Linked DNA regions of Homo sapiens: all the other regions are linked to region 2. A link is an interaction called in ENCODE POLR2A ChIA-PET data of the cell type or tissue named here. Cell type or tissue: PC-9. All regions are shown on one strand. Region 1 overlaps CNPY4 (canopy FGF signaling regulator 4). Region 2 has its middle 33 kb from the start of SPDYE3. Region 3 holds the start of POP7 (POP7 ribonuclease P/MRP subunit).

The links. Peaks named below come from ENCODE experiments on the same cell type or tissue, not always from the same donor. Only the 100,000 strongest peaks of a DNase experiment are listed, where the experiment ranks them.
Region 1: POLR2A ChIA-PET joins it to region 2 with 14 read pairs; 7 of 35 experiments call an interaction of 5 or more read pairs at or near these places.
Region 3: POLR2A ChIA-PET joins it to region 2 with 17 read pairs; 3 of 35 experiments call an interaction of 5 or more read pairs at or near these places.

What each region holds. Positions count from the first base shown.
Region 1 is chr7:100,124,430-100,126,929 of GRCh38, reverse strand. It overlaps CNPY4 (canopy FGF signaling regulator 4), which reads right to left. Exons shown (of 6, transcript NM_152755.2): 5 at 2,299-2,416; 6 at 1,422-2,205. The coding sequence ends at 2,042. It also overlaps a transcript of TAF6 not described here. Among named protein-coding and RNA genes, the nearest start is that of MBLAC1, 1.3 kb to the left of the region's middle. RefSeq lists enhancers at 1-13, 724-1,393. In PC-9, no CTCF peak of the experiment used is centred here; a DNase peak (open chromatin) is centred at 1,189; H3K4me3 peaks cover 1,384 bases; H3K27ac peaks cover 627 bases.
Region 2 is chr7:100,273,803-100,276,302 of GRCh38, reverse strand. No RefSeq gene overlaps it. Among named protein-coding and RNA genes, the nearest start is that of SPDYE3, 33 kb to the left of the region's middle. In PC-9, no CTCF peak of the experiment used is centred here; no DNase peak of the experiment used is centred here.
Region 3 is chr7:100,705,022-100,707,521 of GRCh38, reverse strand. POP7 (POP7 ribonuclease P/MRP subunit) reads right to left here and starts at 1,401. Exons shown (of 2, transcript NM_005837.3): 1 at 1,218-1,401; 2 at 36-701. The coding sequence starts at 691. The coding sequence ends at 269. RefSeq lists an enhancer at 1,793-2,062. In PC-9, CTCF peaks have their summits at 1,918 and 2,120 (motif pointing left); a DNase peak (open chromatin) is centred at 1,521; H3K4me3 peaks cover 2,500 bases; H3K27ac peaks cover 1,121 bases.

The DNA of each region.
Region 1 (2,500 bases), 150 kb after region 2:
CGGCGCCTTCACCGTGTGCCCGAGGAGGCTGCCTGGCTGGGCTCCAGCCTCCTGGCGGTTCTCCGCTCCGCAACCCCAGCAACTTCTTTGCACTGCAGAATTTTGAAGCGCCATTAGCTTTGAGGAGGGTTCATGCTCAGTTGCCCAGGCAGGAGTGCAGTGGCGCGATCATACCTCACTGCAGCCTCAACCTCCTGGGCTCATGTGATCCTCCCGCCTCAGCGTCCCGAGTATCTGGGACCACAGATGCGCACCACCAAGCCCAGCTAAGGTTTCTATTTTTTCTTTCTCTTTTTTTTTGGAGACACGGTCTAGTTCTGTTGCCAGGACTGGTCTGGAACTCCTGGGCTCCAGCGATCCTCCAGTCTTGGTCTCCTGAAGTGCTAGGATTACAGGTGTGAGCCACCGCGCCTGGTCTTTTTTTCTTTTGAGACAGTCTCGCCCTGTCGCCCAGGCTAGAGTGCAGGGGCACCATCATAGCTCGCCCCAGTCTTGAACCCCTGGTTCTAGCGATCCTCCTGCTTCAGCCTCCTGGAGTGCTGGGAATACAGGCGTGCACGCCCCTCTAAATTTTTTTTGGTTTTTTTTGAGACGGAGTCTTGTTCTGTCGCCCAGGCTAGAGTGCAGTGGCGTGATCTCAGCTCACTGCAACCTCCGCCTCCTGGGTTCAAGCGATTCTCCTGTCTCAGCCTCCCGAGTAACTGGGATTACAGGCGCCCACCACCATGCGTGGCTTTTTTTTTTGAGACGGAGTCTCGCTCTATCACCCAGGCTGGAGTGCAGTGGCACGATCTTGGCTCACTGCCAGCTCCGCCTCCCGGGTTCCCGCCATTCTTCTGCCTCAGCCTCCCGAGTAGCTGGGACTGCAGGCGCCTGCCACCACACCCGGCTAATTTTTTGTATTTTTAGTAGAGACGGGCTTTCACCGTATTAGCCAGGATGGTCTCGATCTCCTAATCTTGTTATCCACCCGCCTTGGCCTCCCAAAGTGCTGGGATTACAGGCGTGAGTCACCGCGCCCAGCCGCCCGGCTAATTTTTGTATTTTTGGTAGAGACGAGGTTTCTCCATGTTGGCCAGGCTGCTCTCGAACTCCTACACTCAGGTGATCCGCCTGCCTCGGCCTCCCAAAGTGCTAGGATTACAGGTGTGAGTCACTGCGCCCAGCCTCCAGGCTGGTCTTGACCTTTTGGACTCAAGTGATCCTCCCATCTCCACCTCTGCAGTAACTGGGACTACAGGCGCTGCACCACCAGCCCTGCAGTCTTCTTTGTGTGTGTGTGTGTGTGTAGAATTGGGGTTTCACTATGTTGCTCAGGCTGGAGCTTGAGCTTAACAAGACAGCGGCCATTCTGGGTGCTGCCTCATCGACCAGCTAGCTATGTGTGCCCGGCTGTTGTTTGAAACTTTGGGCCCAGCTAGTTTTTAGAAAAAAAGAAAAAAGTTTAATAGCGATATAGAAAATTGAGCACCTATAAAACTATATGGTGGGCTCTGGGTTACATTGAGCTTAAGTAGACCAAGTATCTATCCCACCTAAATTATCAGCAACTCCAGGCCATGACCCAGTGTCCCATTCTCCTTCACGGTTTGCTGGTGTGTAGCCTCCTGGATACAGGCAATGTATATAGATCGCAGAGAATGTCCGTTCTGGCCTCTTCCTTGGAAGGGTCTAAAAACAGACCTTAAGGAGCTAAGTGACTTCCCCAAAGCCCACAGCTCCAGTGCCACTGCTGACTTTTGGGTGGGGGTGGGATCAGTTAAAGAGGAAAGCTTTCAGTACTGTCAGCACATACACCTGCCAATTAAGGGGCTGGATAGAGTTCATCTCTAGGAGCAGGACCTCCACCCCCACCCTCCACCCCAGAAGCCATGTCATGCTGTTTCACCAGGATCTTGCCTGAGGTTAGATGGGAGAGAACAGCTACAAGCTTGGGTGGAGTCACTCATAAACACACCCTGAAAGCTGTGGAGCAGGGAGAGTGCAGGCTTTAGAGGGCTCTCCATGATCCCTTCCCCTCCTGGGGGCTCAAAGGCAAGGGTCAAAGATCTTCTCGGTCAAGTTTGGGGTGGCTTCCTGTCTTGGTCATCTTGTCTCCCCCTTCCTCTTCCTCCTCTTCCTCCTCCTCCTCCTGCTCTTCCTCCCCTTCTGTTTTCTCTTCCCCATCTGTGATCTCCTTTCCAGTCCAAGTTTCCTGTAGACATGCTAGATCGGATGACAGAAAACAATTTAGATATTAGTCCTGGAGGCAGGGGAGGCTATGGCTTGGCAGGAGAGGAGTTCAACCCTTACGCTTACCAGTTTCAGCAGCTGGGAGCACATGACCTTCACAGAGAAAATTTTGTAGGGGCTGCTCCTGATGGTGGAAGTACCAGTCTCCCACAATGTCTTCAAACTCCTCCAACATGGTCTCACACTGGTCAAGTAGAAGGGCCAGAAGAGTATCTGCTCTGGAGGGATTTGGGATCCCGCCTGTCTTCTCTCCCTGCTCAACCTGACT
Region 2 (2,500 bases):
TTAAGTCATAAAAGGCCATGTGGCTTCCAGCTGACTTTCTTGGCACATTTGCTCTCCAGACTCTCCCTGCAATGTCCTCTCTGGGAATCCAGCTGCCAAGCTGTGAGAAGCCCTAGCCCCATGGAGAGAGGCACCCATCAACCAGGCTTCAGACACAGAGTAAAGAAGCTTCCAGGCAACCCCAGCCCCCAGGCATCCAAATCACCGCCAGCATTCAAGCCTTTCCAAGTAAAGGCCAGATACCACAGAGCAAAGACAAACTTCTCACAGGCCCTGTCTGAATTCACAACCTATAGAATTCGTGAGTTCAGGCCAGGCACGGTGGCCCACACCTGTAATTCTAACACTTTGGGAGGCAGAGGTGGGAGAATCACTTGGGATCAGGAGTTTGAGACCAGTCTGGGCAACATGATGAAACCCCATCTCTACCAAAAAATACAAATATTAGCCAGGTGTGGTGGTGTGTGCCTGTAGACCCAGCTACTTGTGAGGCTGAGATAGGAGGATCGCTTGAGCCTGCAGGGAACCGTGATGACGCCACTGCACTCCAGCCTGGGTAAGAGTGAGACCCTGTCTCAAAAAAAAAAGTAGAATTCTCCCAGCACTTTGGGAGGCCGAGGCAGGCAGATCATCTGAGATCAGGACTTTGAGACCAGCCTGGCCAACATGGTGAAACCCCATCTCTACTAAAAATACAAAAAAATTAACTGGGCATGGTGGTGTGCACCTGTAATCCCAGCTACTCGGAAGGCTGAGGCATGAGAATTGCTTGAGGCGGAGGTTGCAGTGACTGAGATTGTGCCACGGCACTCCAGCCTGGGTGATGGAGTGAGGCTTCATCTCAAAAAAAAAAAAAAAAAAAGAATTCATGAGTTAATATAATGTCATTTCCTATTTTCCTTCCTTCCTGCTTTTTCTTTCTTCCTCTTTCTTTTTCTTTCTTTCTTTTTCTTTCTCTTTCTCTCTCTCTCTTGTTTTCTTTCATCTTTCTTTTCTTTCTTTCTTTCATCTTTCTTTTCTTTCTTTGGCTTTTCATTTCTTTCTTTTGTCTTTCTTTTCTTTCATTCTTTCTTTTTGACAGGGTCCTGCCTGGCTGCCCAGACAACAGTGCAGTGGTGCTATCACAGCTCACTGCAGCCTTGAACTCCTCAGTTCCAGTGATTCTCCTGCCTCAGCCTCCCAAGTAGTTGGGACAACAGGCATGTGCCACCATCCCCAGCTTTTTTTTTTTTTTTTTTAATGTTTTAAGACAGGATCTTGCTAGTCACAAACTCCTGGTCTCAAGCAATCCTCCCATCTCAGCCTCCCAAGTTGTTGGGATTACAGGCATGAGCCACCGTGCTTAGAGGCATAAGCCACTGCACCGGGCTATTTTGTCATTTTTCTCCACTAAGTGTGAGCTATGTAGTATATAGTAATTGTTACCAGACAAATCCCTGCTGCCTTCTCTGAAATCCCATCCATGCACCTTTTGCTCACTTCTGAACCTGAGCCATACACAGGTGTGATGTGCCTGCATCTTAGCCACAGGGAGGCTGCAGAAGCTCACCTTGTGAAGACAGGGCTTGTGACATGGGAAATCATCAAAATCTATGCTGGGTGGCCGCCATGCACAGAAGGCCACTAGGTCAGACGAAGTGTGGACTAACAGTAGCCTGTAACAGAAGGGACCTCCCCTCATCGCACCCTGCCCCATCATGATTTGAACCTCTCTAGAACCTGCCATGTTGAATTGGGTGCTGACTTCACTCTGCTTTTTTTTTTTTTTTTTTTTTTTTTGAGACAGAGTCTCACTCTGTTGCCCAGGCTGGAGTGCAGTGGCATGATCTCGGCTCACTGCAACCTCTGCCTCCCAGGTTTAAGCAATTCTCCTGCCTCAGCCTCCTAAATAGCTGGGATTATAGGTGCCCGCCACAACACCAAGCTAATTTTTTTGTATTTTTAGTGGAGGTGGGGTTTGGTTTCACCATGTTGGCCAGGCTGGTCTCAAACTCCTGAACTCAAGTGATCCGCCTGCCTCGACCTCCCAAAGTGCTGCCAAAATATTAGCATTTTGGCCAGGCACAGTGGTTCACATCTGTAATCCCAGCACTCTGTGAGGCTGAGGCAGGCAGATCACCTGAGGTCAGGAGTTCGAGACAAGCCTGGTCAACATGGTGAAACCCCGTCTCTACCAAAAATACAAAAATTAGCTGGGCATGATGATGCGCACTTGTACTCAGGAGGCTGAGGCAGGAGAATCGCTTGAATCCGGGAGGCAGAGGTTGCAATGAGCCAAGATCGTGCTGCTGCACTCCAGCCTGGGCGAGGGAGCAAGACTCCATTTCAAAAAAAAAAAAAAAAGGCCGGTGTGGGGGCTCATGCCTGTAATCCCAACACTTTGGAGGCCGAGGCGGGCAGATCACTTGAGGTCAGGGGTTCCAGACTAGCCTGGCCAACACAGTGAAACCCTGTCTCTGCTATAAAAAAATTAGCTGGGCGTGGTAGCGCATGCCTGTAA
Region 3 (2,500 bases), 430 kb before region 2:
ACAGGAAAGAATCAGTGGCAGTGGGATGGCAGGACACTAGTGCAACAGGATTTTTTATTTATATGGCAATAGTTACAGACCGCATACACACACTCAGGAAGGCCCACTAACTGGGCCCACCAAGAGACAATTACCCCCACCCTCAATGCAGAGTCCTTTGGGCTTCCAGGGAACAGGCCTTTTCTTACATGGCTCTGGTCCGAGGTCCAGTACTCAGCATGCGAAGAGCCATATCACGGAGGGGATAAGTGGAGGAGTGTCTTTTCAATTACTTGGGTGTGACCCTGAAGACTCGGATGTGGATGGCTGAGTTGTTGCGGATCCGAGTCAGTGGCTCCCGTGTGTCGGTCTCTGGCTCCAGCTCATCAACAAGCTCCACGGTGGAGGTATTGGCAGCCACCTGCAAGGACCCGAAGCTGCCCGCCTGCAGCTGCAGCGCGATGTTGATGGCGCGGTTGATGGCCAGGCCCAAGCCGTGAATGTAGATCTCAGAGCACGCGTTCTGACCCCGGGCCCCTCCGTCCAGCAGCTTCTGGCAGCGGGCCAGCTGGGCCTTAAAGTCCGTCTTCATGTTGACATAAATGTCATTGGGTCTCCGGGGCAGGCGGCTGGGAAGCCTTTTCCTAAGGGTGTATTCCACTGGATCCAGTTCAGCCTCCACAGCACCGCGGGGCTCTCGGTTTTCTGCCATGCTGTGTGCCCTGGCGTGGGAAAGGGACGCGATCAGAGGGCTCAGAGGGACCTCGAAGCCTTTCCTACCCCTTTTCCTGTACAAAGGGTGCACCTGGCCGGGCAGTGGCTCACGCCTGTAACCTCAGCACTTTGGAAGGTCGAGGCGGGAGGATCACTGGAGCCCGGGTGTTTGAGATCAGCCTGGGCAACATAGCAAGACCCTGTCTTAAGAAAAATTTTTTTAATTACCCGGGCCGAGGGGGGAGGATCGCTTGAGATCGGGAGTTCGAGGCTACAGTGAGCCGTGATCGCGCCCGCCACTGCACTCTAGCTTGGGAAACAGAGCAAGCCTCTGTCTCAAACAAAAACAAAAACAAAAATAAAGGGTGCACCCGAGAAGGGACACACTCGATGTCCCTGTTTCCTTCCGGCCCCTCGTCCTCTCCCACTCACCTCCAGATCCCGCGTCTCCCCACCCCCCGTTCCGATTCATTCATCGCGTCGCCCTCAAACTCGCGCCCCTCCGCCGCCCCTCCCGTGCTTACTCTCTTCGTTCCACAGGGCCCTCCAGGCGCGCGAGGCCCGCTCCCCGCCAGGCCACTCAAGGGTTCGCCGGCCAGCCCAAGTAACCGCGACCCCAGGTCCCAGAGAAAGAAGGATGTGGGTGCAAGCAGCCAGCCAGCTCGTGGGCGCCCTGCCCGCGCCGGGGTCCTGAACGGGCTGCGGAGTGCGCACGCGCGCCCGTACCCCGCGAGCTATGAATCGCCTTCCCGGCTTCCGTTCGCCCCGCCCCTTCCCTGAGCGCAAGGGCGACTGCGCGAGGCGTTTGAGAAACGCGAGACTTCCGGGCGTGACGGGATCTACACGTGTACGCCTCGGGAACTGGCGGGCGGCCGAGGGCGGGAACCAGGTCCGAGCCGGGGAGGAGCTAGAAAGGGCCGGGTCGGCGTCTCTAGGCCTGGCGGAGTTCCCGGCCGGCGGAGGGGTAGCGTAGGGAAGACACCTGGAGGGGAGGCTGTTCTAGGGGCAGGGTTCTTCCCCATGGGAGCAGGGAAGGGGCCGAGTTCAGGAGACCGCGGTCGCCAAGGGGCCTGAACTCCGCGTCCGTCGCAGCTCCTCTGGTCAGAAGAGGCCTGGGCAGGGCTGGCAGAACTGACCCCCTAGTCTAATGTCCCTGTGGCCCGAGGACCGAGGGGGAACTGAGGGACATAGCCGGTCCCCACCTCGCTGGAGGACAGCGTCCCGGGACTCCCCTGCAGTTCACGGGAAGCTGTCCGCCTCCTGTCTGTGCTGGGGACCCACGCTGTGAGCCCTAAGCCCAGGCTTCACGGGTCCCCAAGGAACGCTGACCCACCCACGCCCCTCAACCATCTCCCACCAGCTCTGCAGCAGGCGACCCCGGATCAGGGACTTGCCGCCCCCTGGCGGGCAAGGTGGGGAGGACGCGCGCCGGATTCGTGGCTCTCAGGCCAGTGGAGTGGGGGCTCTGCCCAGATGGGCATAGTTTCTGCAGAGTTCCCTTCTGAAATGAGTAGGACCTGCTGCACTGGGGACCTTGAACTACTCTGTTTGCCCAGCATTCAAATGGGGATGTTCACAACAGCTCCACCATATTGCACATGCATTTTATTGAATGGCTAGCTGTATAGCTTCTGTCTACAAACTTGCATGCATTTATTTTTGAGACAGGGTCTCTGTGGCCCAGGCTGGACTGCAGTGGTGTGATCTCAGCTCACTACAACCTCTGCCTACCGGGTTCAAACGATTCTTGTGCCTCAGCCTCTTGAGTAGCTGGAATTACAGGCGCACGCCACCGCACCCGGCCAGT